Regions from separate parts of the Mus musculus genome. Here region 1 is linked to region 2. A link is a loop called in an ENCODE intact Hi-C map of the cell type or tissue named here. Cell type or tissue: gastrocnemius. All regions are shown on one strand. Links, peaks and the distances in the headings refer to the core of each region. The heading gives the core; the rest is flanking DNA. Region 1 overlaps Scara5 (scavenger receptor class A, member 5). Region 2 holds the start of Nuggc (nuclear GTPase, germinal center associated).

Region 1 (15,986 bases), core at 5,228-13,227, 130 kb after region 2:
GGTACCTACACTATCTAGGCCACTCCAATGGACAAAAACATCACCTAGAAAAGGCTGCTTCTGTAACAGACTTAGGCTAATAGCAAGGTGCCACTTTCCGTCTGTGGAAAGAACAATGAGAACATGGTGATGCAGAGTGAAGTAGGGGTGGAAACCGACTCCATTAAACGTCAGTGCTCAAAGTATGAATTAACACAATTTGGGGAAAGTCATTTGACTGTGAGTTTTGTTTTGGTTTTTTTTTTTTTTTTTCATTTGTTTGGTTTTGGCTTTTGAGATGGGGGAAGTGTGGTTTCATTCTGTGGCCTAGGCTGGCTTCTAATTTACTACGTAGCCCAGGCTGGCTTCTAATTTATTATGTAGCCCAGGCTGGCTTCTAATTTACTATGTAGCCCAGGCTGGCTTCTAATTTATTACGTAGCCCAGGCTGGCTTCAGACTCATGCAACTCCTTCTGCCTCAGCTTCCCTAAAGTTTGCTGGATTCTACTCCATCTGGTTATGGGATTTTAAAAAAAAGCTATGAAATGTCTATATATCTTTCGACCTACTAATTCAACTTCTGAGACTTTGTTGTTATGAAAATCTGAAGAGGGGGAGAGGGGGAAGAGGAAGAGGAGAAAGAGGAGGCAGAGGAGGAGGAGGACGGGGAGGAGAATAAAGAAGAAATATTTGCATTATCTGCTGGGATAAATTGTGTGTCCCCTCCAGAAACGCTTTTCAGTCAACAAAATTATAGGAGACTAAAAGAAAGATGGTAAAATTCTTGTGAAATAATTATAATTATACTAGTAAGTGGAAAACTCTGCAGAAATGACACTGTAAAGCCCAGGCATGCAAATGGATGAGATGAGAAACCGAAGCAAACAACACTGATGGAGGGTGTGGGCCCGGGGAGGAACTTCTTCCTCTCATTTGGATTTGTGTTCAGATTGGTTGTGCAATGATCGAGGCCCCAGAGGGACTCCCTGGGATGGGGGAAGGTCCTCGTCAGATGTCTCCAGATAAACACAGACTTAGCGCCATTCCCTGACAAAGACAAGGACCTAAAGCTTGCGGGTACCAAAGAAGGGTCATATGGGCAGGGCTTGGGGCCTTCAGGACTGGGAAGGAGAAAGAAGAAAAAAAGTTGCTTAGGTCTCTCTGGACTCTGGGCAAATGCAGCCCTAAATTCCTCCTGTGACTTCAGCCCGGGATCTTACAGTCACATTAGAACCAGGACACCCCATACCTCAGGGTGTCCTTCCTACCCCTGAGGAACTGAGGTGTATCTGAGCTCTGAGGTGTCCTGAGCAGAGACTGATGGGACAGTGCTGAGATCTCTGTTCTCCACCTGTCCCATCTCAGTGCCTCAGCCAATGTGGGTGGGACGTGCAGACATACTGATTTTACACTTAGTCAAGCACTGTCTGTGGTCTCTCCAGCTCCCAGTCCTGTGGACGCTGCCTCTGGCTGCTCACTGTTTCGTTTCCCTGGAAGCTGCCTTTATATGGACATCTCTTCAGTTCAGCTTCCAGAGGGCAGCAATGGTGTGGCCACGGGAACATGAGTCAGGAGGCGTGTCATTAGTGGTCATTCCACCTCCTGGCCTCAGTTTCTTCATCAGGAGAATGGGGGAGGCGTTCAGTACCAGAGGCTGTGGAGAGCAGATGGGGCTGAGCATGCCTCACTTGGGTCACCTCACCAGAAGTCTCCTGACTAAAGGAACTTACCCTTTTGCTAGACTCTTTGACTGTTCATACCCTCGTTCAACATGTAAGTGGCTGTTGAGAGACTAGAACAGTATAGAAGGCAGCCAAAGTGTCTGGAGTCTAAGCCTAGTCCTGAGAAAATGAACAGGGGAAGTGTAGATTTTAAGCAATGTGGGGCTGAGTGAGGCCTTGGGGCTCTGCTTAGACTTTCCCCCATTGCTTTGACCCATGAAAGGCACTGCTGAGTGCTTCCTCAGCCCCTCTACCTTCAGTTTGTTCTGACTGTGAATAATTTACATTCTCCTCATGTTGGAATTGGTCACACTGGAGTTGCTATCCATGGCTCTTTCTCTCTTTCTCTTTGACTAGGGTATAGAACCTGCACATCTCACACCACAGAATCTTATCTAAAGTGACTTGCGTCCTCCAAAAGGGGTCACCAGCAATGCTGTGTGATTCCAGGAACATCACGGAAGGCGTACAGCAGCGAGTTATCATGTGGTCCCAGAACTTTCATGTCCTGTTTTCCTGTTTTCCCTTTTCATGGGCAGAATTACGTTCATGATACTTAAGACCTCAGAATGAGAGACAGGCACCGAATCTTCACGTTTCTCTTAACTCACGGGGCTGGCAATCTGAGCAGACAATGGATCTCACAGGGAGAAAACAGAGCAGAGCCAGTCAGTCCTTCTGGGGCTCAGGCTTGCCCTGCTGCTCAGGGGTCAGCCATGTCTCTGAGGTGTGCGGTGTCTGTGCCTCTCTCCTTATCATTCCCTGTGTCCTTCCCTCATTCTGTGGCTGTGTGGACTCAAGAACTTCTAGATATGCTGAGTCATCTAGAAGTGCCGAGTTACTTCTGCTGGTTTCAACTTTGTGTTTCTCCAAGAGTATCTCGGTTGAGGTGAAGAGGTATCTCAGAACGAGCAAGCCACCATCAGTATGTAGATGCCAAGCTAGCAATTCATGCGTGGCATGGCCTGCTTCCTTCTGACAACATGGTGTATAAGTATGTCTCTGCAATACTGAATATGAGCAATACCCCCAACATCTATCTTAGTCAGAGTTTCTATTCCTGCACAAACATAATGACCAAGAAGCAAGATGGGGAGGAAAGGGTTTATTCAGCTTACACTTCCACATTGCTATTCATCACCAAAGGAAGTCAGGACAGGAACTCAAGCAGGTCAGGAAGCAGGAGCTGATGCAGAGGCCATGGAGGGATGTTTCTTACTGGCTTGCTTCCCCTGGCTTGCTCAGCTTGCTCTTTTATAGAACCCAAGACTACCAGCCCAGGGATGGTACCCACAATGGGCCCTCCCACCCTTGATCACCAATTGAGGAAAATGCCCCACAGCTGGATCTCATGGAGGCATTTCCTCAAGGGAGGCTCCTTTCTCTGTGATAACTCCAGCTGTGTCAAGTTGACACATGAGACCAGCCAGTACAACATTCCTCCTGTCTCCTTATCGATTCCTAACACAGAGTCCTCAAAGAGAAGTTATGCTGTCAGTTTTCTTGTTTGACTAAGCTTTGGACTAAGTTCCTGGTGCTCTGGGTTTCAAGATTTCCAAAGCAGAATTATCTAGTTCTTCCTGCCCCAATCCCATTGAAGCTACCGGTTTCCATTTCAGGCTCTACAGGCCCATGTGTCCCTAGAAACCTCAGCACCCAGCTTGCATGAGCTCCCAGGAGACACCAGGATGATGTGATGGAACCCAGTGATGAAGATGTCTTATCTTAGGATTTTTCATAACAAGGGGAAAGACCTCTCTATGAGGAAATGTTGGGAGGGGCAGAGTGGCTTGTTTTGCTGAGCAGGAATGTATCAAATCTAGAAGGGCAGAGAAGGGTTAAGAATAGATCTGACATGCTCTCCCCTGCCTGGGGGTGCTCTTGCTGCAGCAGAAAGAGATGAGATCTTGAATGGAAGAAGGCACAAATTCAGCACTGTAGCTGTCAGCCTGGTTCTGCCTATTGCCAGACGGAGTTGCTTTAAGCAGCTCTCAGGGAGGCATAAAGTAGTGGTTCTCAACCTTCCTAATGCTACAACCCTTTAATACAGTTCCTAATGATTCAGTGACTGATGGTACCTCTTGTGTGTCCTCCCGTGGGGGTCACAGTAGACAGCTTCCTTGGACTTCATGCACAAGTTCTGCCCTCATGACCTAGTCACCTCCAAAAGACCTCACCTTTTAATGTCGTCATTGGCTATTAGGTCTTTAACTCCTGTAGGAGAACTTTCGACCATTGCTGGTACCTACTTCCTATAGTGGAAGGGATCATAACACACAAACACTCTTTCTCTCAGGGTGTGTGTGTGTGTGTGTGTGTGTAAGTTTAATGAGAGTTGTTTACAGGAACACCAGTGAACAGTATTTAGAGGTGTGCAGGCAGCTAACCAGAGACCTATCACTGAAGAAAACATCTCCCTTCTCTGGCAACCATTAACTGCCAATAGATCTTCAGGGGAGATGGGGCCTCATACACCCCTCTCCCTTCTAGAACGCTGACAGCTCAGTCTTCTGCAGGTTCTGTAAGTGCCTGAGTACAAAGGCCCTGCCACACTTGGAGAGCATCCTTGCACAGTGCCCACCCCCAGCCCCACCCCTCCCTCCCTCACATCCTTTCTACCTCTGCCAGGAAGTGCCCTGGGCAGTGGAGAAAACAATCAATATCTTTTTTTTTCTTTTGAGACTTTTTTTTATAGCTTTGAGTGTCCTGGAACTCACTCTGTAGACCACATTGGCCTTGAACTCGCTGAAATCTGCCTACCTCTGCCTCCTGAGTGCTGGGGTTAAAGGTGTGCACCCCCACTGCCCAGCTTGGGACAATTGAATTCCATAAAACTGTTCACATCCAATGTCTGTCCAATGGAAAATAATGTCCATTTCCTGTGGATCAGCCTAATACATGATGTGTATATTTGTGCAGCAGAACACTAACTAGGTGTCTTAGTTAGGGTTTTACTGCTGTGAACAGACACCATGACCAAGGCAAGCCTTATAAAAACAATATTTAATCATGGCTGGCTTACAGGTTCAGAGGTTCAGTCCATTATCATCAAGGAGGGAACATGGCAGTATCCAGGCAGGCATGGCGCAGGCAGAGCTGAGAGTTCTACATCTTCATCCAAAGGCTGCTAGTGGAAGACTGACTTCCAGGCAACTAGGGTGAGGGTCTTAAGCCCATACCCACAGTGACACACCTATTCCAACAAGGCCACACCTCCAAATGGTGCCACTCCCTGGTCCAAGAATATATAAACCATCACACTAGGCTCTAACTTAAGAGTTGCTAGGAATCTTTTAAAGTCCCAAAGCCAACATCCTGCCTGGTATCAACAATATCTGCAGATGATTATAGTGACAGATAAGTCTGGGGTCCACTGGGCCTGGGATCTATTGAAGCACATTCATTATCAGCTACCCTTCCGTTTCAGTCACCTTTTATTGAGTACCTGCTATATGCCATAGACTTCCCTGTTGTTATTTGGACCTCTCCACTCAACCCCTTCTCACTCCTCACCTCTTCCACAGTGTCCCGGCCTCGAAGCTCCCCAGATGACTTGAAGGCGCTGACTCGGAACGTCAACCGGCTGAATGAGAGCCTCCGGGACATGCAGCTGCGGCTGCTGCAGGCTCCATTGCAGGCAGACCTGACAGAGCAGGTGTGGAAGGTTCAGGATGCGCTGCAGAACCAGACAGACTCGTTGTTGGCCCTGGCCGGCTTGGTGCAGAGGCTGGAGGGCACGCTGTGGGGGCTGCACGCGCAGGCGGCACAGACTGAGCAGGCGATGGCCCTGCTGCGGGACCGAACAGGACAGCAGAGTGACTCCGCACAGCTGGAACTCTACCAGCTGCAGGTGGAAAGCAATCGAAGCCAGCTACTGCTGCAGCGCCACGCGGGCCTGCTGGATGGGCTAGCACGCAGGGTGGGGGTCCTGGGGGAGGAGCTGGCTGACGTGGGCGGTGCGCTCCGTGGTCTCAACCACAGCCTGTCCTATGACGTGGCCCTGCACAGCACGTGGCTACAGGACCTGCAGGTGCTGGTGAGCAATGCCAGCGCAGACACTCGCCGTATGCGGCTGGTGCACATGGACATGGAGATGCAGCTCAAGCAGGAGCTGGCCACACTCAACGTGGTGACCGAGGACCTGCGTCTGAAGGACTGGGAACACTCCATCGCCTTGAGGAACATCACCCTTGCCAAAGGTAGTTGGGTGAACTACCCTGTCCGTAGTTCCTCCTTCCTGCCTACATTCCCTACTAAGGCCCCCCCCCCCCCGCCCCTGCAAAGTTCATCCTGAGGACCCATCCTGGAGTGACAGTTAAAACTTACACCTCCACCTTTATGTCTTACACTGTATGACTCTGGAATGTCCTACCTAAATGGCCTGTGCCCATTTCCAGGGCCTCACTGGGTCTCTCTGCTCAGTAAGCATCCCTGGAGCAGAGAATGGACCCTAGGCAGGAAAACAACCACGGGTGGATGGTGATGGGGTGGGTGGTCAGAGATTAGGTATACCCTCTGCAGCCTTCAAGAGACAGAAGAGGGTCCTTCTATAGGATTGGACTGGAGGGCAGAGAAGTTCTCCAGTGGCAAAGGTCCTAATGAGTGGCGCTTCTAGGACTGGAGAATTCCAAACTTGATCTTGGTCTACTAGACAGTTAGAAAAATGTTTGCCCAGTCAGTGGGGGCCCATGCCTTTAATCCCAGCACTCAGGAGGCAGAGGCAGGAGAATCTCTGAGTTCAAGTCCAGCCTGGTCTACAGAGCAAGGTTTCAGGATAGCTGCCTACTCAGAGTGACCCTGTCTCAAAACAGAAAACAACAAACAAACACAAAACCAAAACAAAAGAAGAAAACTATGTTTGTCAGGTAGAGTATGTTTGAATTCACTAAATTTATTTCCTAAACAGGATTGGCTGTGTGCTGGCCCATGCCTGTGAGCATAGCACTTGAGAAATAGAGGTGCAAAGATTAACAGATGGAGGCCAGACTGGTCTCTATAAAAAGACCCTGCATTTGAACAGATGAAGTTACTAATGAGTGGGCTGCTATTGCTGTGATGAGACACCATGACCAAAAGCAAACGAGAAGAGGTTTATTGGGCTTATGGTTCCCACTGCAGTCCATTATTGAAAGAAGTCAGGGCAGGAACTTAAACAGAGCAGGAACCTGTAGGCAGAAGCTAATTCAGAGGTCATGGAGGGGTGCTTCTTATTAACTTGCTCTTCATGGCTTGCTTAATCTGCTTTCTTGTAGAACCCCAAACCACCAGCACTGGGGTTGCACCACCCACAAGCACTACAGACTTGCCTCCAGTCTGATCTTAGGGAGGCATTCTCTTGATTGAGGTTCCCTCCTCTCCTCCAACTGTAGCTTGTGTCAAACTGACATAAAACTAGCCAGCACACTCAGCGGCTGTTAACCTAGAGACCCAGATCATCTCTTCTGATAAACCACTGTCTTCTCTCCTGCCCGGCTCTGAGATCCATGAGACCCTGAGTAGTCTGGCAGTTGGCACTACTGAAGTTGTCCTCATTGGTATACCTGCTGCACATGGGCATACCTTGGGCATGCCACACAGCACCTCTTAAGAGCAGTACCTGTCTAGGGAAGTGTTACTGTCTTCTTGGGTGCTGCCATGGGCACTGAGACCCAGAAAGCATAAAGAGCCTGCCCAGGTTACAGGATGAGGTGGGAGTAGAACCAGGCATGGATTCTGGCCTTTGTGAGGCTATGCCTCTATGACTCCTGTTTTGTCTTCTGGGGCATTCCCTCTGGTCCTGTCTGCTTTCTGTCCCCAAACAGAGAGGTAGACAGAGCCATCTGAATCTTTCCAGTTCAGATCTCCTCCAGCCCTGTGTCCTCTCCTCACCACCGCAGTCCCTCCTCTGAGTTTCCACAGTGACCACAGGGCGCTATAGTCATCCTGGTGTCTTTAGCTCTGCCTGTTCCGAGTGCTCTAGTATGTTTTTGTGAACTTTTATACTGTTGTTAGAGTGGCCTTCCTGCCATAATTCTTTCTATTTTGTCTCTAATTTATACCTCTCTGAACACACATGTACATATTCACACACACACATATGCATACTTGCCTATACATACCCGTATAAACACGCATACACACACACATATTTTTGAATGTATAACTCACACACACACACACACACACACAGATACAGTCACAAACACAGATACCTGCAGGCACTGCTCACATGTGTTCATATGTACATACACCTGGATACATAACTCACATGTACACAAATAGGCATATACATGCACAAGCATACACATAGACACCTCCATGCATAGCTCACCAGCACACACATATACACACACACCTGCATGTGTAATTCACATGTATGTGTACATGTATGATCAAACACACAGGTGAATGCATGACTCATATTTGCATATATGTGCACACATACACAAACACAGACATCCTACATGCATAGCTCACATGTATACACACATACAGACAAGCAGATACCATGTTCCACCCCTTTGCTCTTTTCTGTCTCATACTCATAAATACTCAAGAGCATGTGTTTTTTAAAATATTTTTTATTACATATTTTCCTCAATTACATTTCCAATGCTATCCCAAAAGTCCCCTATACCCTCCCCCACCACTTCCCTACCCACCCATTCCCATTTTTTTGGCCCTGGCGTTCCCCTGTACTGGGGCATATTCAGTTTGCGTGTCCAATGGGCCTCTCTTTCCAGTGATGGCCGACTAGGCCATCTTTTGATACATATGCAGCTAGAGTCAAGAGCTCCGGGGTACTGGTTAGTTCATAATGTTGTTCCACCTATAGGGTTGCAGATCCCTTTAGCTCCTTGGGTAATTTCTCTAGCTCCTCCATTGGGAGCCCTGTGATCCATCCAATAGCTGACTGTGAACATCCACTTCTGTGTTTGCTAGGCCCTGGCATAGTCTCACAAGAGACAGCTACATCTGGGTCCTTTCAACAAAAATCATGCTAGTATATGCAATGGTGTCAGCGTTTGGAAGCTGATTATGGGGTGGATCCCCGGATATGGCAGTCTCTAGATGGTCCATCCTTTCATCTCAGCTCCAAACTTTGTCTCTGTAACTCCTTCCATGGGTGTTTTGTTCCCAATTCTAAGGAGGGGCATAGTGTCCACACTTCAGTCTTCATTCTTCTTGAGTTTCATGTGTTTAGCAAATTGTATCTTATATCTTGGGTATCCTAGGTTTTGGGCTAATATCCACTTATCAGTGAGTACATATTGTGTGAGTTCCTTTGTGAATGTATTACCTCACTCAGGATGATGCCCTCAAGGTTCACCCATTTGGCTAGGAATTTCATAAATTCATTCTTTTTAATAGCTGAGTAGTACTCCATTGTGTAAATGTACCATATTTTCTGTATCCATTCCTCTGTTGAGGGGCATCTGGGTTCTTTCCAGCTTCTGGCTATTATAAATAAGGCTGCTATGAACATAGTGGAACATGTGTCCTTCTTACCGGTTGGGACATCTTCTGGATATATGCCCAGAAGAGGTATTGCTGGATCCTCCGGTAGTACTATGTCCAATTTTCTGAGGAACGGCCAGACTGATTTCCAGAGTGGTTGTACAAGCCTGCAGTGTTTTTCAAAGATGAGAGCATTTACATTATCCTGGAGCTGCAGACGATTTTCATTCTCACTTTGCCGTGCAGTTTTCTAGGGTTTTCTACTCCAGTTCATCTTTCGTAGACATTCACTGCAAAGCAGTGTTTTCTTCTGCTTTGGATCTTTTGGCATTGATGAGTTCTGTCAAAATCTGCCTGTGCAATTTAAAGGCACAGAGAACTTAGATCATCACAGAGGGAGGCATCCCTAGAGAAGGAAGGAAAATCAGAGAGGGGAGACATGCCAGAACACATTGGTACAGCAAGCCTTGAGGCAGGCCACCCAAGCCATATGCAGATGGCTAAAATGGAAACTTTCTAGAATTCTTTGGAATGGGAATAGACCTCTGAAATCATCTGGTCTAATCCTCCCATATCACAGTGGAGAACCACAAGACCCCAGGAGCGAAAATGACTTATCCAAGTCAAATGTCAACCCTCTTGATGAATGAAAACAAGTCTTCAAGGCAGCTTTATCTGGCAGCTGCTTTGTTTTCGATAGAAAACACCACCTAGTGGATGGAGGAGGGAGTTCCCCCCCCCCACCCCCCCAGTGCCTTCTGTCAGGTGTGTGAGTAAAGGAGTTGTGGCTGGGTCTAGGGTTGACAAGGGGATTCTGCCTTCCAGTTAAAAGTACATCTGTGAATGGAGCCACTTGTAAAACAAGCATACCTGCTCTGGAAGGGTTGGGGTGTGTGTACAGGTCCTGGGTAGGTTGTGTGACCATCTGTCCTCTTACCTTCCTCAAAGAGGATGCGGGATACTCTGTGGAGGTGAGCCGATTGGTGCATCCTGTTCCCGTTCCTTTACCCTTGAGTATCTCTCCAGCAGGGCTGCCCCTCCTGTGGGTGCCGCTCTTCTGGCTGTGGAATGGAACTACAGTCTCTGCCCTGCCCTTCTCTTAGGTAGAGATGTTTTGAGTGAGGAAGGAGTCAGGATGCTCTCATGGGCCCTGTAGCATCACCAGAAAACCAAGGCACAGCCGTCAGTGGCAGGGACCGTGTGGGCTCAGATGGCAGACAGACCTTCCACATTGTAATTTACCTCAGAAAATAAGAAACAAGAAGTGTGACTATAAAACTCTGAGAGATAAAAGAAAAAAGGGGGGGGGGGGGTTTCTGTGGGCCAACCTAGGTGCAACTGCAGCTGTAATCACATATAGCCCAGATGTCACTTCAGAATGCAGGCTGTGGGTTGGCACAGCTGTAGCAACTGGAGCTCAAGGTCCTGGAGAGATGAAGAGTGAAATGGGGTGAAGTCTTTGGACTGGGTGAGCTTTAGCAACAGAGATCTGTGCTAGGTTTCCTCTGCTGCTGAGCTTGGCAGGAGGGGAGACAGCTCCGTACAGGGCAGGGATGGGGAAGAGGGTCAGGTGATGGAGCTCATTTGCATCTTAGCTCCGTCTTGCATTGCCTGTATAACTCTTGGCAAAACAGGTTTCACATCTTGACCCTGTTATCCGAGAGTTGGGATAAAAAATATGGTGATACCTAAAAACTCCAGCTTTCCTTAAATGCTTTACATAACTTGTGAATTTAAAAAAAAAAAAGTTAACTACTTTTCCCTTTGCTCTCGAACCATTGAATTTGTTAAATAGCTGTCAGCTTCGGTTAGGGTCTGAGGACAGTGCCAACTTTTGGAATGTATCAGTACATCTTGATCTTGGCAGCCAGGTTGTTTTGTGTGTATTAACACCCTCTGGTCTCATATCCTCATTCATTTGTCAAGCATTGATTGTGCAAGACACTGCTCTGCTAAGAGCCTGCGTGTTTGGGGTTCCAGGGAAAGAAAGCATCACACACTGGGGCTAAAAATAACAGTTTCTTGTCGAGAGATTGCCAGCCTTCAACCAAGGCATCCATAGGGTTACACACCTCTGAAACTCTGAGAGAGAGTTATCCCGGTGTCTTCTGAACTTCTAGTGGCTGGGGCAATTATGGCCTATAGATGCCTCCCTCCCCTCTCTGCTTCTGTCAGCCTGTGTCTCTGTCTGGTCACATGATTAGGGTCCGTCCCTCTCCCGTATGCCCTTAACTAACAGCATCTGCAGAAACCCAATGTCCTAAGGAAGGTGAGGATGTTCTGGGGACAGATGAGTTGAACTATTCATCTAGTACAGCTGAAGGTGAGTGCTTGCAGCCTGGATTCCCACAGCAGGGTCAGGTAGACAGGATACATCAAAGCAAACCAGATCTGCTTGTCTGGGTTGCACCCGTGCCAACAGGAACCATGGGACCAAGAAAGAGCAGCAGCAGAAACAACAAGGAGCATCCTCAGATCCTAGTCATGGGCAGTTGACAGGGAGGCCTCCTGGGTGACTGAAAGAGTGGCAGGAAGGTGGTAAGGGTGAGACGTCTGGCCTCGTGGGTGTGGCAGAAAGGATAAGTGCCAGATGGATCTGGACCGAGATCACTGTGTCTGCCTGTGTGGCCTCAGACGAGTAACTTGAACGTATGGCATAGGTATAGTGGAGACTGAATTCAGTCATGTATACTTGAGTCTCCGCCACACCGGAGCCTCTCCCGGGAGGTAGTCCCATCCATAAGTAATTAGACACTTATCCTCCACCCAGGTGCCCCGCTGAAACCTAAGCTTAGCTAGGCCTCCTTCTTCACTTCGTCCCCAGAGGGAGCCAACAGCCATCCTACATTCTAAACAGTCTGGCTGTTCCTTCTGTCTCCGATGGCCCCTTTCCTAACCCAGGGTTCCTCCACCTCCCACTCGATGGACCACAGCCCCTGCCTTTCACCTTCTTTCTGTTCTGTCTTTCTCTCACACCACAGCCCAGCCATCTTCTTCCCTTTGTTGTGCGCAGACTTGATGTGGCTTTCCTACCAGGCCCCTTCCAACCTCGTACCTACCTGGTCAGAGTCAAGTTCAGCACCTCAGCCTCCATTACTCCCACTTTCCCAGTCCACTGAGCTCCTGCTGCTCGGTTCACCATAGCTTACACAGCTGCATCGCTGCTTTCAGCTCCTGTAGGAATGCTCCCTCTGCACGGGATCTCTCCCTCTTCCTTATGTCTCGGTCAGCCCTGACCACTGAAACAGGCTGGGGGGCTTTGACCACAGGCATTGCTTTCTTTTCGGCTCAGGAAACTGGAAGTCTGAGTTCAGGGTACTGGAGTAGTTGGATTCGGGTGAGGGCTACCTTCCCTGCCGTGTACATGACCACTTGTTTGCCATATTCTGATCTAGCAGACAGAGAGAGAGGGAGAGAGAGAGAGATGTTGGGGTAGGGCTGGGTGGTAAGGAACAGAAGTGAAGGGAGAGGAAAGGCAGGCTAGTGCCAAGCTCAATGGCATCCCCCAACTCCAGACAGGAGACTGGGTCTCATGCTATAGCCCAGGCTGGCCCTGAGTTCACCATCCTTCTACCTCTGCTTCCTAAGTAAATACTAGGCTACAGTGATAGTCCATCATAACTGATCTTCCTCATTTTATAAAGACACTAACCCCATTGAGGGGGGCCCATCCCTATGACCTCATCTAAACCCAGATAGCCCCGCCTTTCCAAACTATAACCTTAGGGGTAAGAACATATGGATTTGAGAGGGACACAGATATCCCCTGAATACCCTCCACCCTTCTTCGCTTAGCTAGGACCTGTTTCTTCCTGAATGGGATTCCATGGAAACCCCTTTGGTGCCCGCAAAGCTGAGTAGCTGCCATTATATGATTCCAGCCCAGAATTCTGGCTCTTCCTCTCCTCTCAGAGAGAATCATTTGCTTTTTCCACCAGTGTCCTGGCTTTCTAACCTTCTAATCTGCTTGTTCTTGTTGTCATCTTTCAGGGCCACCGGGACCCAAAGGTGACCAAGGAAATGAAGGGAAGGAGGGAAAGCCAGGTAGCCCTGGACTTCCTGGATCTCGAGGTAATGGGGTACACTGGGAGGAATCTGGGGGAGTGCTTCACATCTACCCCTGACATGCTCTTCCTAGGGATGATAGACAGCCACCGCTCGCTCTTCCACCAGGTAACAAGGAAGCTGTCAACTTAACCGTAGAATGGGCCAAATGCTTTTCCCTAAGAAGTACCAGGATCTGAAGGAAGGGACTCCCAAGAGTCCCCAGATTCACTAAGCTGCTGCCCACATAGGAATCGGGGTTCACATGGCCAGGGCCTTCAAGCGAAGACGGTCTGCGATGCTAGGAGCCTGACGCTCTGCTGCCCCATCTCACTGCCTGATGCCCTGCAGCCTTTCTTAGGCTCATAGTCTCAGAAGTTTCCTATCGGAGACTCGGACAAACATCTGAGTGTGCCCATTCCTGTGTTGCATGCAACGTTCTGCTGAGTGAAGTGGCTCCAAGATGATGCGAGGAGAGGAAGCTTAGCGGGGAAGGGTCTGGTTATTTATTTTAGGGGGTTATTCCTGCCAAATCTCTACATTGCAGACGAGGGGAGAAGATAGGGCATGGAAGGGGAGTGCTCCAGCCTGACCTCCCCTCTGTCCTCAGCTCCACATCGGAGGATGCCCTGAGGCTCTCAGGACAGAAAAGCCACTTTTCCTGCCTCATGAATCATAGGGTGGGGGCCCTTCGGGCACATCTTGCAGTAGACTCAGAGATCACCACAGGACTCTTAGACTCTGGGAACAGATGCATCACGTCAAGAAGAAAAAGAAAGGCATTCCATCAATTTCTTTGACGTCCTCACACCCTTGGGAGGCCACTGCCTCCCCTAGTCATTTGCTATTAGCCCTGGGGTAATAACTGGGAGATAGGTTTCTTGTGCTGTGGAAAAAGAGGCCCAATGAAAACCAGCTTGCTCTCCAAGCAGGAAAGAACAATTAGGAACTTGATTAAGAAAACTGTGTTCTACAGCGATGACTAGTTTTGGGTCAGGACCCTTGGGCCTTGGGCTCTCACTCCATAAAAGTGTTTGTTGATTCTGGCTCTCCGTGGTACATCCAGTGCAGGCTGTGGCCACGGTGTCTGATAGCCAAGAAGCTGGAGCAAAGCGCCTAATGGGATGGCCGCCTATGTACCGATTGATTGGTTTTGTGGACATTCTTGTGCTTTTGACACTTTGTTTGTGGAAAGAAAGGGAGTGTTTTGTTTTTTTCATTTGTGTTTTTTCCCCCTCTTCCTTTAAATAGGCTAAGGCGTCACCTCAGACTCTTCCCACTCACTAATGCCATCCCCACAGCATTCTCCTCCCTAATGACCAGTGAGAACCTTAGCCTAAAGCAGGACATGATGTTAACCAATCATGAACTTTCTGTAAGAAAGAAGGGGACTCAGATCCTGCCTCCAAAGCCCTTTGCTGTGTGCCCTGGGGCAAGCATCCAGGAGCCTTAGTTTCTTTATCTGAAGTTTGGGTATAAATAACACCCCCCCCCATGCATGTCATAAGGATTACATGAGATTCTTTATGCCTGCACACAAAGAGTAAACAGAATTTAGAAATCCAGCATGCTTGCAGGTATCTGAATGGGACTGGCCCTACCACTACCACAACAACACTAGGCCTTTCAAGAGTAAGGGTTCAGGGAAAGGTGATATAGGTGTGTATGGGGAGGCTCTGAGCTGCCCTGTAGGATGCTAAGCAAGGGAAAGCAGAGGCTATGGAAGACCAAGTTCATATTAATTATTAAACTAGATAAGGGCATCTAATGGACCTGAGTCTGCAGCTGCACCCTTGTGTCTTCTCTCCCCAGGTCTGCCAGGAGAGAGAGGTGACCCAGGACTGCCTGGTCCCAAGGGTGATGATGGGAAGCTAGGGGCTACGGGCCCCATGGGCATGCGCGGATTCAAAGGTAATACTGAATCTTGACACACCCTAGGGCTCACATTCCTTCAGTCCTTGAGTAGCATAGGAGCCATCTAGGAGAGTGCTGTGTGTGTGTGTGTGTGTGTGTGTGTGTGTGTGTGTGTGTGTGTGCCTGTGCACACATGCATGTGTGGGTGCATGGGTATATGTATACAGGTTGCAGAGATAAAAGCAGGGAACCTAGTGAGGGGTCTCTGAGAACAGAGCCAGGCTGCAAGCACTTTATCACTTGTCCTCAGTCTTACCAGCCTCCTCTCCTTCTACATGCCCTCCAGTCCCCGTGCTTACAACTTTATTTCCTTTCTCCGGTTTAATTTGCCAACCGTGCTTCTTCTGATATTTTTCCTTCTTCCCGTGGGTAGTTCCCTTGCTCATCCTCATGGGAATCTACTTCTTCATGGTCAGTCTGGATTGTCAGATTGGCCAGGTATGCTATACACCATTAATCCTAGCAGGAAATAGAGGCAGGTAGATCTCTGTGATTCCAAGGCCACCCTGGTCTACACAGTGAACTTCAGGATACCCAGAACTACATGGAGGACCATGTCTCAGATAGATAGATAGATAGATAGATAGATAGATAGACAGATAGATACATACATATATACATACATATATACATACATACATACATACATACATACATACATACATACATACAAGATAAGGATACCTGATGCTCTTTGCACTGACTGCCTACATTTCACTCATTACCATGACAACTCAGAAAAAGTACTGCTCACCATCACCCCTGCCCCAACACACATACACCCTGTGACTGAGCGGTCTTCTGTCTTTGGAAATCATATTCTACTCTCTAGTGTTCAGGTGGACTGAGGTCTTTCCTTTATGATCCTAATTGAAAATATGTGATATTTT
Region 2 (15,986 bases), core at 4,030-12,029:
TGGCATGCAAGTATACATGCAGATAGAGTACACGTATACATAAAATAAATAAATCGTTTAATAGTTATTTTTTTTTAAGATATAAAGTTTAATTTTCCAAAAGAGTTATTTGAACCTGACTTTCTACTTTTTTTTTTTTTAATCCAAATCCAAATCCAAATGGAATGTATTTGGGGGTAACATTGAGTTTGTGTCTTCCACCTCCCTCATGCACATTTGGGTATCTGGGAACCAGCCCTTGGTTTCTCCTGCCCGGCATCCATCTGGATAGCAGCTATCCTCAGAGGAAGTGCATCCGTCATGGCAGGATGCTGAAAACTGTTTAGGAAGGAAAAACGGTCCAGTCCTGCCTGATTGTGGGAAGACAGCGGTGTGTGTGTGTGTGTGTGTGTGTGTGTGTGTGTGTGTGTGCACAGTCCTCAGTTCACGTGTGATTGAAGTTTAAATGAAAATAAAACGTAGAATAGCTGCATATTGGGGGAGGAGGCTGGGGCAAATAACCTTCTGTGGTTAGTTTCACTTCCGCTGTGTTTGTAAGTGTGGCTTTGTGAATGTGACCACTAAGGGCCCTATCCAGCTAGTCTTTGATGTCTGCACCAGCGGTGTGTAGATGTGGCTCTGCTCACTTCTGGAACTGAAGCAAACACTGTTTGGGATTTTGGGGGGGACCTTTTGCTTTTCGTGCTCTGTTCAACAACATTTGGTAAGTTGTTTCTCTTATGTATTTTGTACTATGGCTTGTGGAATTTCTTTTTTTTAAATAATAGAGGCTTAAAATGAATAGTTTTAGATATACAGCAAACTTGAGAAAATAGTTTCTGTAGCCTTTGGTTATACTGGAGTGGTAGGTTAGTTATGAGTGAGTCCATATGACTGCATCGGTGCTAAGTAGTGTCTGTGTCTCAGTGAAATGGTGGTTCCGAGTGTATATCCAGGGTCCCGGATCTACTATAGGATCCTATCCAGGATACCATATTACACTTGGCTGTTCTGCCTCTATAGGTTCTTCCTGGCTGTCACCTGCGACCTTTCTTGTTTTTGATGGTATTGACAATCTGGAAGGCTTTTGGCCTGGAACTTTGTAGGATTCTCCGCTATTGGCATTTTTTTTTCTGGTATTTTTTTCCTTCTTAGATTAGAATTAGGGGTTAGGGGAGGAAGACCACAGAGCTGAAGTCATTCTTGTCACACCTCAGGGAGAATAAACAACAGCTCCTGGAGCTGGTGCTGCTGGCCTGCCCTGGATCTCCTGGCTGCCGGGTGGTACTGGGAAATTCCTCCCTCCCCTCTGGCTTCCATACTGTAGTCCCCTGGAGGAAGCCGGCACACAGAAAGGGCCCACGGAGTGGGGAGCTGTGCTTCTGCCTGTGAGGATGGGGTAGCCATATAAATACTGGAATTCTGTATGGGAGACTCGTCTCTCCTCTATGGGCTGACTTTAGAGAGTGAGTTACAGGTTTCTTGTTTCCCACCTTGTTGAGGCAGGGTGTGTTGTTTCTTTTGCTGTTTTCCAGGTAGCCTGGGAGCTTCCAGCTGATTCTCCTGTCTCCGCCTCCTGCCTCAGCAAGCAAGCCAGAATGAGGGACATCCTCCTGCTCACCCTTGACATGTGTCCCGAGGGTGGGGCTGTTGTCAGGCTTGTGCAGAAAAGCACTGTTACCTACTGAGCCCTTAGCCCAAGAGGAGTTAGTACTTAAGAAAAAATGAATTTCCCCTTCCTGCTTGTCTTAGGCAGGGTTTCTATTCCTGCACAAACATCATGACCAAGAAGCAAGTTGGGGAGGAAAGGGTTTATTCAGTTTACACTTCCACGCTGCTATGCATCACCAAGGGAAGTCAGGACTGGAACTCAAGCAGGTCAGGAAGCAGGAGCTGATGCAGAGGCCATGGAGGGATGTTCTTTACTGGCTTGCTCAGCCTGCTCTCATATAGAACCAAGACTACCAGCCCAGAGATGGTCCCACCCACAAGGGGCCCTTCCCCCTTGATCACTAATTGAGAAAATGCCTTACAGTTGGATATCATGGAGGCATTTCCTCAAATGACATTCCTTTCTCTGTGATAACTCCGGCTGTGTCAAGTTGACACAAAACTAGCCAGTACACTGCTTGTGTGAGTGAGTTTTAGGGCCATGTAAGTACCAATATACTAAAATATTACAGAATAAATATTATTTTGATTTTTTTAAAAAATGAAACATCATTTTAGGCAAGCCAAAATCATTCCTCCCAAAATAAAAACAGTTATTTCAGGAATTGTTGATTTCACATGGGTGCATGAAAAGAAAAATGCTACATCTCATTGCTGTGACAAACTTGGGAGTGGGGGGGGGGAAAGGTTAAATTTTGTTTCATCAGAACTAGATAATATCTATTTACTTACTCACTTATTCACCTAGGTGGAAAGTTGACAAAAAAACACATTACTGCATGCCCTCTCTGCCTCTGGCGGGTACCTAACATTGGACACACTGGCTGATTGGTTAAATGGTAACCACCTCTTTTCCTTCAGGAATCTGAAGGCTTGGCTTGAGAGCTTTTGTAGAATAATTGCTCTTGACCTTGCTGTGAAGTGACGATTACCTTACTGTGCGACTCTGGACAAGTTCCTTGCCCTCTCTATTCTTCAGAGTCCATATCCATAAAATAAGAAACCTGACGTTCCTTCTTTAATTCAACTCTCCATAGCTGTTCACTGGGAGGGATGTTGAGTTTGTATCACCTTCCTTACTGTCCTTTTATACAGCCATAAGCAAAGACAAGCGAAAGATAGGGAGGCTGAAAGAGGCACGAATAACTGTCAGAAGTCAGTTACTTTAACAGAAAATCAGCACTGGGCACCCGTCCCCGGGCTAGCATAACCCACAGAGCATCACATAAAGATGCTATTCTTGGGCTCAGAGCATGCAAATGTAAATAAGCCCTAAAAGCAAAACTAGAAGGCTGATCGTGCAACTGAAACGCAAGCAAAATAACCCGAGCGTGAAGAAGCTCTCTGGTCTGCACAGTCTACAGGTGAACTGCTTTGTGTTGGTTCTTTTTTTCCCACCATACTCCACCATTATTACCTCCCTTTGCAGGGAAGCAGATTCTGGTGTGGGTCTCTTTAAGACTTGGCCCTGGGGCTGTCTTAACTGCACTGCTCCATAGCTTGGGAGCCCTCATCACTGTTAAGCTGCTGGTGACATTTCAAAATGAGGATGCTCATCTCTTCAGCATCTGTTACACCAGGGAACACACCTTGACTTATGGATGGGAGGCCCGAGGTGGCTCAGAATGACAAGGTGACTTGTGAGAAGTCCCACCGCTCCACAGCTCTGTGGTTGGTAGCAGAATGAGAAGCAAAATGGCCTTTGCCACTAGAGCGGTCAGTTCCATACTGACCGTCTTGCCCCTTGGAGGTTTCTGTTGATTGTCTTCATGGAGGATTCCTGTCCACTTTATAGCGTCTCAGTTTGCCAACCAAATTGCCCTTCTACACAGTCTTTGGATTTGGCACGAAGAATCTGAAACCTGAATTCCTATAACTCCAAGGAATTCCCATTTATTTCCATGTGTCAGTCAGCGGTCACAAGTTCCTTGTGTACTGGAACTGTGATGGTTTTTGGTGAGAGGCTCATGATTTGGTGTCTGCTTTTGATGCAGCTAAACTCAGTCTAACCCTGCACAGATCTGTGCCAACAGACCATTCTGGACATCATGTACTGTTGTTGTAGTAAATGAAGTCAGTTGAACTTACCCCTGACCCTGAATGAAGCCCAAACCACTGCTTGTGTTCCAGACTCCAGTGAGCATGCTTGCGTCTTCCCTAAACTGTGTGTACTTTTTAAAATGTGCTTTAATCTACATCGCTCTGAAGCCAAAGAGCCTTAGCCCCAAGACGACTCTCAGAGCATCTTCAAATCCAAGAGTCTGAGAAGTGTTTGTGTAGCCCAACGTCAGTAAGGCAATAGTGCTTTTGCTCACTGGTCAATTGTTCTTTGGGTTTTGTTTGGACTCATTATTCCTTCTGCCCCTGGAATTTGAATTCTAGAATACAGATTGGTCCTGGCAAACTACAGATTTTTGTCCAACAGTGGGACCATACATTTTCTTTGGTCTCCAGTGTCCATAGTGGGGACATGATGGCTAATGTTCTCTGTGATGATGGCTCACCAAGTCACTATTCTATAGAAAATAGCAAAGTTCTCTGTGACTTCCTCATTTTATGGCTGAAGTCACTGACAGGCTTTACTTAGAGTGGCCATATGTGGTTTAGTTTTTGTAATGGTGATTTTTTAAATTATTTATTTATTTATTATATGTAAGTACACTGTAGTGTGTCTTCAGACACTCCAGAAGATAGCATCAGATTTCGTTATGGATGGTTGTGAGCCACCATGTGGCTGCTGGGATTTGAAGTCAGGACCTTCGGAAGAACAGTCGGCGCTCTTAACCACTGAGCCAGCTCACCAGCCCCAGTAATGGTGATTTTAAAATTATTTATTTATTGTACTAGCTGATTTTGTGTGTCAACCTGACATAGCTGGAGTTATCACTGAGAAAGGAGCTTCAGCTGGGGAAATGCATCCATGAGATCCAGCTGTGGAGCATTTTCTCAATTTGTGATCAAGGGTGGGAAGACCCATTGTGGGTGGGACCATCTCTGGGCTGGTAGTCTTGGTTCTATAAGAGAGCAGGCTGAGCAAGCCAGTAAAGAACATCCCTCCATGGCCTCTGCATCAGCTCCTGCTTCCTGACCTGCTTGAGTTCCAATCCGGACTTCCTTTGGTGATGAACAGCAGTGTGAAACTCTAAGCTGAATAAACCCTTTCCTCCCCCAACTTGCTTCTTGGTCATGATGCTTTGCACAGGAATAGAAACCATAAGACTATTTATTTATTTATTTATTGGTGTTTTGCCTGTGCACTGTGTGTGTGACTGTTATGCACAAAGATCAGAAGAGGGCACTGGATCCTGTAGAACCAGAGTTATGGATAGCCATGAGCCACTATGTGGGTGCTGAGAATTGAGCCTGGATCCTCTGCAAGAATGCTCTTAACGGCTGAGCCATCTCTCCAGCCTCAAGTATTTCAAGTTAGAAGTCTCTCGTGAAATGTGACTCTGAGCATTTCCTCTTCCAGAATTTCTGCTAAGCACTTCAAATAAGAACCTAGAATCTTGGCATTTGCAGATGCCTTAAGGTTTATCTTGTCCATTACCAAACGGTCATACACATACAGACTTCTCGAGTATCAGAAAACCTTGAAGAACTCATAGTTCCATAAGGAGGAGAAAACCTAAATAAACCATGGTTAGTGAGCTGGGCATAGTGCTACATACAAACTTATGAGCTCAGCACTCCAGAGGTTGAGGCAAGAGAGTCATGAGTTGGAGGCCAATCTGGGCTGAAGATGCATAGAAACATGCTGTGGAAAGAAGAAAGAGGAGGAGGGAGGGAAGTAAAGAGAGAAAAGAGGGGTCTTCATAACCAGACCATTTCCAGAACAGTAGGTGCCTGAGAAAGCGATGATTAGCAATTCAGGAACCCTACTGAAGAAAAAAATTCCAAGAACAAAATCTTGAATAAAGCGTTGTAGTTTACAGGGAAGAAAGGCGGCAGGGCTTCCAGTGTGACAGGTTTGTGGAAACTCACCAGAACTCCCTTCCCTGGAGAACCATGGAAGATGCGGGTGGCCAGAGAGTGGACTGCAGGAGATGGACTAGAGAGCCATAGTGCTTCTGACCTTGCACACAATCAGCATCCCACTACATTGAACTAGTACTACATTGAACTAGTATGTGCCAAGCACAAAAGCCATTTACTTGGGTCAGATCTGCAAGCTGAGCTAAGAGTAGATCATTTCAACTGATGAGCTGTGGTTTTAGTTTGGGGGTCGTGTGTAAATAAGGTCCAGTCTGCCTTATTCAGAGTCTGTCTCACTAAGGTCTGTGAGACTAGTGCCCGGGGGGGGGGGGGGGGGAAGATGCAGCAGGAAGGTTTTGCATATTTCAGAAGGGCTGGTAGCTCTGTTTTTGATGTGCACAGCTGAGTGCTTCCCCACAGAAGTCGTGGCTACAGACTCTGGGTAACCCTCCTGTGTTCCTCATACTACCATCTATGTGGGTAGAGAAAGAGGTTCCAGGGCAGCATATCTGCTCTGTGTAGTGTCATCTAGTCTGAGCCTCCCTCCATAGCACCCTGGATCTTCTTCATAGGCATGCCCTGCCTTGTGTACCAGTGACCCAGACACAGGCCAGCTTCTACATATCCTTTGGATGTTTACATACTACTGCCCCCGCCCCCCTGCAGATGCCCCATGCCTTAGGGCTGCATATAACCAACCTCCAGGAAGGCGCCTTCCTGTTGAAGTGCGGTGAGGAAGGTCGTTGACTAAACTACTGCATAGTTCCTTCCATGCTTAGTATCTAGCAACAAAACTCCATCCCTGAGAAATGGCACGGAGATATCCTAGCTTCCAGCTGATGACACTTGCTGGAAATAAATGGCATTGGCATAGGTTCAAGCTCACCTGACTAGGGGCACTGGTCTTGCCCACAACGACCAATGTGTAGAACTTGACACAGCTCTGGTCACCAGACACTTATTCTCACTTCAGAAGGAGTTAAAGACCTCAGGCAATATCAGAGTAAACCTCCCTAGATACATGTGTGTGGCAACCCAATGGTCACATGTTGACCTTTGTCACATGTAATGTGGTGCATTGCGCAGGTTTCAATGAGGCATTGTACAGGTTTCAACGAGAAGCGAGGCTGTTCCTTGTTCCTTGGAACATTGAGATCTAGTGGCAGATGCAAAACACAAGCATATTTATGTATTCTCACTTTAGGAGATTTGTATTTTTGTTCTTGAATGAGTCACCGGGGTCTGTTGTGTAGCCCAGGCTGGCCTCGAACTTTTGATTCTCTTGCTTCTCTTTCAAGTTGTGGAATTGATACTCCTCCTGGTTGCTTTTTGTACTTTAAATGTACACATGTTTCCTCTTTGTTCTTTGATTTTTCAGGCTGGTTTTCCTAAGCTGGCAAAAGGAGCAACGGAGGAAGCCAGACATGGAAGAAATGGAGGCATTGGTGGGTGTGGTACCACACTCAGGTAACACCCCTGAAATGACCTTAAGTAGGACCTGGCTACTGTTGTCGGGCAAAGGCTGAAACTCCATCCACAGCTGTCATCCCTGGCTCTTTTAGTTGGATGCTATTTTCTAACAAGTTAGGAAGAACTGGATGCCAATCTTAAAAAACAACAAAGCAGTCTATTCATAATGAAGTGGCCTATTCAACTATCAATTATGTATGGGAGGGTTCCTACCGTAAAAATAAGGTTTCTAGAACATGGATTTGGACTCTATGAAATCCAAGGAGGTGAGGTGAGACCCTTGGAATAGTAGCAGGTGGCTTTTCTTAGAAGGAGAGAGACAGGCCTATGAAGTGTCTCATTGAATGATGAGTCCCTTTGGAGTCAGTGCAGGCAAAGAGCCTCCCTCAGTGGCCTGGTGGAAGGTCTCTTGGGCCACAGCAAGTACCTCTTTGAGGAAGCCTTGGGAAGGAAGCTCCCAGGTACAGGAATAGGGATGTATTAAATCATCCTTGTTTTCAGAACTGAAAAGGGAAATGTTACTCACCACTATGGAAACAACTCCCTTAGGGGAAATGAAATCAACACTTCTGAACTATATGGGTAGCACCCATCACCTGAAGCCTGCCTGCATACATAAAAAGAGCTACAACTTCCAGGTCCCTTGGTCTGAGCTCAGAACCAAGGCGGGGACCCTTTGCTTTAGCAATGATCCAAATTGACCGTAGAGCTGCATTGGTTGGGGACCGGTTTTCAATAGTGACACCTCCTGCTTCTCTCCACCCCTCTTGATAACAAGAAATATGGTCCAAGTTCAGGCCAGTTCATTCCAGCCACCGTTTAATAATACCTACTCATGGTATAAATCCAAGATGGACTATTTTATCCTTTCCAAGTAGTTTTTCATTTTGGGAACTGAGAAAAGAATTGTAAACCTGTTATTTTATCTAAATTCTTACCCCAAGCTTCTGCTCGCATCAGATTAACCGCTGAATAATACAAAGTTGAAGTAAGAGCTCTAGATAGATGGGTTTGCTCCTTGTTTTGTGCATATGGCTAAGAGACTGTGTGAACGTTGTTCACACAAGAGTCCCTGAGTTACAAAATAGACACCCATTTATGCTATTTCATAGATGACCATGCATGAATCCTGACATTTTGAGCTGCTTCCTGCATGTGTTTGGCATGCAGCTGGCCCAGGCCTTAGAGTAGCATACTCTTTTCTTCTCTGCCTCTTCCTCTCTGGCTGAAGCCACAGAGCCAGCAAACACTTCATATTTAGTTCTAATTCGGTTCTGAAGTTGAGCCAGGATGGATTTCTCCAGTTGAGATCAATCATTTTCTGGGATGGAAAGATCCAGGGAACAAGCTTTTTCATCCGTGACAGCAGACGCGTGAGGTGTCAGCCCTTTAAGCTTTGGCACGTATGTGGCTCTGCACTGGAATCTTCTATGGTGTGTGAGCTGGCTCCAGAAGGCAGCAGAATCTGTGTTAGAAGAAGCAAGACTGAAGAGGTGGTGGGATCGTGTATGTGTGCGCGCATGATGTTTGAGAGACCCACATCTGGAGCCCAGTGATGTACTCTGGGACTTCTGCGTAGGCTGCTACCCTGGGTTCCCACTGAAATGCCTCATTAATTCATCAAAGAACAGGACCTTCTTAGGCCACACTAAGCCTCATACCCTCTTTACAGGAGCTCGGAGTAGCACCTCTTGGGACCGGCTATTCCAGTTCATTCCAAGGCGTTTCCCCTGGTAAACAGCAAACAAGCACTGGGTTAGGATAATTTCTAGCACTTTTGCCTCAGAAACCAATCCATTAGCTCCTTCTATCCAGGCAGCACCAAGAAGGTATATTTATAAACCTAAAGTACAGCTTTCCTTGAGTTTATGGCTCCGGCCAGCCTTTCATCTCATAATCAAGTCATCATGTAAGCAAATGACTGCTGCAGACTTCAAAGATCTACTGCTCCTGATTTTGATTTTTGTCTTGCTTAAGGAAGTAACTGCTAATGTCAGTGAAGAAGCATAAGGCAGGGGTGGTTTCCCCAATTTAATCTCCAAGAAGCATTCTATCTATCTATCTATCTATCTATCTATCTATCTATCTATCTATCTATCTATCTTCCTACCTATCCATCCATCCATCTGCATCCTGACCACAGGTAATTTCCCCTCTCTCCTCTCCTACCAGTCTCTCTTCCATATCCCCCTAACTCCCACCCCATCCACCCTTCCTTTGTTCCTCTATAGAAAAGGGCAGGCCTTCCATGGATATCAGCCAGCCATGGTATATCAACTTGCAGTAAGATTAGGCACCTCTTCTCCTATTAATGATAGACAAGGCAACCCAGTAGGAGGAAAGGCAAGCAGCAGAGTCAGAGACAACCCCTTGTTAGGAGTCCCACAAGAAGATCAAGCTACACAAATGTAACATATGGGCAGAGGGCATAGGTCAGCCCATGCAGGCTCCCTGGTTGGTATTTCAGTCTCTGTGAGCCTCTTTGAGTCCAGGTTAGTTTTCTTGTGGTATCCTTGACCCCTCTGGATCCTGCAATCTTTATTAATTCTGTGTGTGTGTGTGTGTGTGTGTGTGGTATTTCTGAGAACATGCAAATAGAAGTTTGTACCTAGAGAGTGATGTTGAAACCAGATGCACGGTGGTTAACATTGATTCTCAACTTGACAAGACCCAGAATCACCTAGGAGACCAGCCTATGAGCATGTCTATGAGGGAGTTCCTGTAGTGGGCTAATTGGGGTGGGAAGTCCCATTCTGAATGTGGGTGGCACCATTCCCTAGGTTGGGGTCCTGGACTGAATAAAATGGCAAAAGTGAGCTGTGCCCCGGTATACATTACTCCTTGCTTCCTGACCACAGATACAATAAGATCATGTGCCTTGCACAGATAATACAAAAGTCACTGATATAAAGCGCAACCAGTACAAGGACCTGAGAATTAGGTCCTAAATTGGGACAACCCCCCAGAGCTGCTTCCAAACGTGCTAACAGACAGGTGGAAATGACTGGGGTGTTCTGAGGCATTTTGATTGTGTGCATTGGCAAAGCAGAGGCAAAGATCCTTGGCCCACCCTCAACCTGTAATTCTGTATATTCTGTTTATCCCTAGCTGACTGCGATCTGTTTAAAGAACCTGTTAGGAAAAGACGCAGGTTGCATCGAGACCGGCAATTCCAGGCCTTTCCTTCTGCAGAGCAAAGTGCTCTTAAGGAATGTGAGTGTTGTGAAATGCTGGTATGGCCCATGGGATAGCATGACTCTGTCTGTTAGGAACGTGTGAAGATGCTCAGAGGGAAAGATGTTCAATTCTGAAGGCCAGGAGACATCTCTGCATGTATTTGCTCCATAGAGTCTCTACAGACTTCTGTAATTTGGCTGTTCATCTCCAGGCTGCTCTGAGGAGGAGGGGTGTTATCAAAATAGCCTTTTCCTAATGAAAAGACGACAGATGTTTAGCTAGGTGCCTTGGTGGGTGTTTATACAGCATCTGCAGAAGGGAATGATCTAGAAGGGCTAAAGTCCATGGCAGCACATAAGTTCTGTGGTAAGCGGGCACAGCATGCGCTGGTCTGTAGACGTGGTCAGCTCTGACACAGTGAGTGCCTAGCTCCAGTGGAGGACACCTTGTTCTCTGATTTAATTAGCTTCTCCTTCCACTGAGCTATCCCCCTTCCATGCAGTATTCGGCGGCTTCCTTTGGAGAGTTGGTACTTTTACTCTACCAGGTACGTCCCAGACACTCCATTTCTGTTGATTCCAGATGAAAAACTGGAGTGTCGGACCAGGAGGGTCTTGAGCAACACTTATCAGAAATTGATTCAGTCTGTCTTCCTGGATGACAGCATTCCCAGCGGACTCAAGTATCTCATGTAAGTCTTGGATCTGCACCTTCCTATCTGATGCTACCCTCCTTCCCCAAGAAAAACCAAAAGTGCTTTTAATTAGAAGTAGCATAGAACAATAGGAGGAAAAATCCCTATGGCTGCAGGCTTTCTTTTTAAAACATTGATAGTAGCCATTTGTTGTGTGGTCACTGTTGACAGCTTCTCTACTGTACACTTTACAAACCCACAGTTTCATTTCATCCTCTTAATGCCCCTATAAAGTAGGAGCTAGTGGGATTGTCCCATTTATACTGAAACTGATGCTCAGGGAGGCCAAGTCATCGAGCCAAGTCACACTGTGGATAAGTGGAAAGGCTCCAAACCCAGCCAAACCATGTATTACTGAGTTCATGAACTGTTTATCCTAAAGCCCCTGGGAAAGTCAAGGATGTTGTTGACTTAGCTCATGGCACTCTGGAATGCTCCCCGGACTTCTGCATGAGTTTTGTTAGAGACAAGAATATGCAGCTTCCATGGAGCACAAACATGTCTATGTGAACAGTACAATGTTTATGGAGAACTATCTTTTTTTTTTTTTTTTTTTTTGGCTTTTCGAGACAGGGTTTCTCTGTGTAGCCAGGCTGTCCTGGAACTCACTCCGTAGACCAGGCTGGCCTTGAACTCAGAAATCCACCTGCCTCTGCCTCCCAAGTGCTGGGATTAAAGGCGTGCGCCACCACTGCCCGGCTTATGGAGAACTATCTTTACCAAGCATTTTTAATCTAGTTCCATTTGCTTCCCCATCCCAGGTTCGTGTAGTAAACAGGGACGAATGCTCCCCCTTGTTCAGATAAAGGAAGGGTATAGCAAGTTACCCAGGACTAGAGCTTGGTTTCTTTGCATTCTGTTCTGGTGTGCTCTGTCTCATAGTTAATGTATATTTTGGAATGGATGCAGAAACCGGCTTCTTGCCTTGATTGAAAAATCCCCACTGGAGCCAGTCTATGTGGGGTTCTTGGGAATCACTGGAGCTGGCAAGAGCTCTCTGATCAATGCCCTCATCCGGCAAGCAATGTTTCTGCCTGTGTCTGGAGAAAGTGTTTGCACATCATGCATCGTACAAGTGAGCTCTGGCTGCTGTGAGCAGTATGAGGCCAAAATTCACCTTCTGTCCGATCAGGTATGCTGGCCCTCTCTCCTGCTTTCCCTTCTTGTCTTTTCTATCTTCTTTCTCTTGCTCTTCCCTCTTTTCCTTTCTTCCCTGAATTTTTCCTCATTGAGCCACCATAGATTGCAATCACATTCATTGTAAGTACAGCACAGAGGTTGGGGAGATGGCTTAGTTGGTAAAGTGCTTACATAGGCTTAAGTTTGGACCTCCAGCATCCATGGGGGTTGGGGAGAAACATGTGTGTCTGTAATCCCAGCACCGGGGAGACAGAGATACTCATTGGCAGGCCAGCCTAGCAGAATCGGTGAGATTCAGTGAGAGACCCTGTCTCAGTCAATTAATCAAATAATGTGGAGATATGATTGAGGAAAACATCTGATATCAACCCCTGCCTTAACACACATGTGGGCAAACATGTACACATATGCACAGATAACTATAGCATATTTGTATAATGAAACACAATGACATGAGAATATTCTGTAGAGTGAGATGGAGCTTCTTCTGGCTTTGGCCCTGAGGCAAGTCCTAATGAGACCCTTGGGCCAGCCATTCCTCTCTTTAAGCCTCTGCTTTCCCCTTACTCTAGTTTCCTTTCTGTTGCTGTGACAAACATCAAGATGAAGGCTAACTGAGGGATGGAAAGGGTTTATTTCCTTGCTTTACTTCCAGGTCACAGTCTGTCATTGAGGGAAGTCAGGGCAGGAACTCCAAGGCAGAAACCTGTTGGCTCGCTCCCTGGCTGGCCCAGGCTCATCCTCAACTTGATTTTTATGTAGTTCAGGACCACTTGCCCCGAAATGGCATCACACACCATAGGCTTAACCCTCTTCCATCAGTTGAGAAAATCAAAACAGTCCCTCACAGACATGACCACAGACCAACAGTTCCTCAGGTGAAGCTCTTTGTCTTGGGTGTCTCCAGCTGGTGACGAAGCCAACCAGGACACTCATTTACAGGACAAGAGATTTGGGGTAGCTGGTTTAGGTTTCTGCTTGCAACCTCCGGCCCTCCTTGGCGTTCTGTGCTCCATTCTCTCTTGTTACCATTCCCTCTGTCTATCACTCTGTCACAAGCATTGTGGTCCTCCTTGCTCTGCCTTGGCAGGAGTGGAAGGCAGAACTGAAGGACTTGACTAAGCTCCTGCACAGAGCAGAGCAGTCTGGGGAAGAGGAGGCAGACTTGTGGGACAGGGATGATGCAACGGAAGAAGCTGCCCAGAAGCTACGGATGCTCTATGGCCATGGGGCAGAAAGGAGGCACTACGAGGAGTTGCTAAGGCTGAAGCCCAGAGGGAGGATTCCCAACTCGAGAACCATCACTCTAAAGGCAGAGGAGGTAACGTCAAGATGTCTTTTTCTTTTTCATACATCTTATGTATAACACTTGAATCTATCCAGGGGAGTTGTCCAAGGTACAGTGAGTGGTTTTTTTTTTTTTTTTTTTTTTGGCGGGGGGAGTAAACTGGTACCCAAATCCACCATTATCCACCATCCAAGGTATCTTTCATTGTTTATGCCTACAGATGGTAACCTTTGATTTCCAAATGGAGATTTTATGCTTAGAAAATACTACAGTCAGTTGAGAATGAATTTGGGATGGCTTTGAATGAAAATGAATATATGTGTATTTATTATATTATACATACCCATTATGTATTACATTACATATTATCTATTATATTATATAATATAGTAACTATATAAAGGCTTAAGTCTGTGAAATTTACTCGTTTTTCTCATAAGAGACATTGGGGATACTAGGGTCTTAGATTGATTTTGTGACTCAGCCATGTGAAATTCAACATCTCTGTGGTGTCCTTGGCCGTCCGTGGTGCTTGTTGCCTCTTAGTCATAGGGTTGCTGCTGAAGTGCCAGACATTCCAGTGGAAAGAAGTAGAGAAGTAGATGAATGCTGGCACCAAACGTATCTCTCCTTCCAGGAAGTGTAGACATCCCCAGAAACACCCTAGATAAACCTGTGTGGATGTCATTGTTCAGAGCCGGGCTAAGTAGCTCTTCTTAGCTGCTTCTTAGCCCGACTTGTCCTGAGCGACTTAGAGCATCCTCACTACCTAGCTCCCTAAACAGATGGACATTCAGCTGCTATGAATGAAGACCGGGATGCTCCTCCTACCTTTAAAATTGGCATAGATTTTAAGCACTTTTTTTAGAAAAAGAAACTTCATTCTTTCTTGCTTTCTTTCTGGAACATTCTGCAGACATTGATCGACAGTGATCATTGTACATTCCAGCCTTTCTGCTCTCTGAGGTGTCTCAGTCGAGAATTACTCTCTCATTGCTGGCATGAATGGGTCATTGTTCCCAGTGTGTCTAAGCGGGAACAGGAGGATGGAAATTATGCCCTCTCCCACTTACTGTTGAAATGTTCTGGAAACCCTACATATCAAATTATATATATATATACATATACATATATATATATATTTGGAAGTTTTAAAAACTAAAACCCTTTTAAAAGATCAATTTTCTGATCAATTTTTAATTTGGAAAATATGATTATGTCGTGATTGACTTTCTATAATTATCCACAAGGTTTCCAGTAATTAAATTCTTTACAGTTGCCTTTTGCCATGTGGAAAAAATATGCTCTAGGCAACATTTAGGAAAAAAAAATCACATTAATTTTAGAAGCAAATGGGACTTAGGAGATAAATTTAGTATCCTGTAATTTTTTTGGACTCCTCTTCCAAGCTGAGTTGGCTTGCAACATCTGAAAGCTAGGGAGCTTTCTAGTATTCCAAGCTGTCGTGAACTCACTGTGTAGCCAAAGATGGTCTTGAACACCAGATTCTTCTGTCTCCATCTCCTGAGTGGTAGGATTATAAACAGGTCCCAGTTTATGCAGTAGTGCAACCAAACCCAGGGCTGAGTGCATGCTAAGTAAGCACTCTATCAGCTCTATACTTCTAGCCCCACTGAGTTCTAAATATTTATTAATGTGTGTTTCTGTGTTTGTGTGTGTGAGTGTGCATATGTGTGAGTCTGTACACCCATGGAGTCTGGAAAAGGGATTCCTTTAAGCAGGAGTTATAGGCGGCTGTGAGCTGCCCAGTGTGCATGCTGGATCTGAACTCTGGGCATTTTGATTGAGCAGCAAGTGCTCTTATCCACTTAGACATCTCTCTAGCCTGGACTAAGTTAAGGAGCTTGAACTTGCAGGTCTCTAGAGCCTCTCCAGGCTCTCAATGTCTAGGTCCTTGCAGAGACCCTCCAGGCTTCCTGATATCTCTTGTCTAAGGACTTCCCACCATCCCTCAGCGTTCCTTCAAGGACTCTGCATCACAGTCAGCCCAGGATAAAGAGCTGTCAGCATGATTGGTATGTACAACCTGTCCTTCCTCTGCAGGCAGGAGAGCTATCTGTCAAACTGGACCCCTACATCAGGACCAGGAGGAGAGACTGGGATGGAGAATCAGCAGAGACACAAATCTGGCCCTTGATCAAATATGTGGAAGTGATTCTTCCCAAATCTGCACTGATCCCAGAAGGGGTTGTCCTGGTAGACATTCCAGGCACAGGAGACTTCAACAGCAAGAGGGATAAAATGTGGAAAAAGGTGATTCTTCTTCATGGGGCTCATCCCTCATCCCTCTACTCCTCCATCCCTTCAAAGCAGCAAGTTGGGATTTTGTGAGCTTGATGACATTTTACTCCCTCATATTCTGTGTTCAGGTGTTAAACAGGGCAGGGGCTGTACACTGATGTCCACAGAAACTGGGGAAGAGGAATCAGCAGAGGGAGGTTGTGTAGCTGGGACCAGTGTATATGATGTACGAGAAGAACAGCCACAGAGAGGTCAAAGGGAAACAGAGGAGAGGGATACGGTGGCCGTGAGCACCAAGGAGACTGAATTAGCAAGTTTTCTGTTGTCGTA

Evidence for each region. A loop is a pair of places that touch in the nucleus more often than their neighbours do. Peaks named below come from ENCODE experiments on the same cell type or tissue, not always from the same donor. Only the 100,000 strongest peaks of a DNase experiment are listed, where the experiment ranks them.
Region 1: a loop joins it to region 2, with 2.5 times the contacts of the local background. A loop is called at or near these places in 7 of 42 quality-filtered maps.

Annotation. Positions count from the first base shown.
Region 1 is chr14:65,725,296-65,741,281 of GRCm38, forward strand. Scara5 (scavenger receptor class A, member 5) reads left to right here. Exons shown (of 9, transcript NM_028903.2): 4 at 5,226-5,900; 5 at 13,129-13,209; 6 at 14,995-15,093. Among named protein-coding and RNA genes, the nearest start is that of Scara5, 67 kb to the left of the region's middle. In gastrocnemius, for the core only: a CTCF peak has its summit at 9,852; a DNase peak (open chromatin) is centred at 5,576.
Region 2 is chr14:65,597,936-65,613,921 of GRCm38, forward strand. It overlaps Nuggc (nuclear GTPase, germinal center associated), which reads left to right and starts at 7,332. Exons shown (of 19, transcript NM_001195674.2): 1 at 7,332-7,361; 2 at 8,768-8,828; 3 at 10,204-10,308; 4 at 10,855-10,963; 5 at 11,876-12,098; 6 at 13,197-13,427; 7 at 15,459-15,668. The coding sequence starts at 7,332. In gastrocnemius, for the core only: no CTCF peak of the experiment used is centred there; no DNase peak of the experiment used is centred there.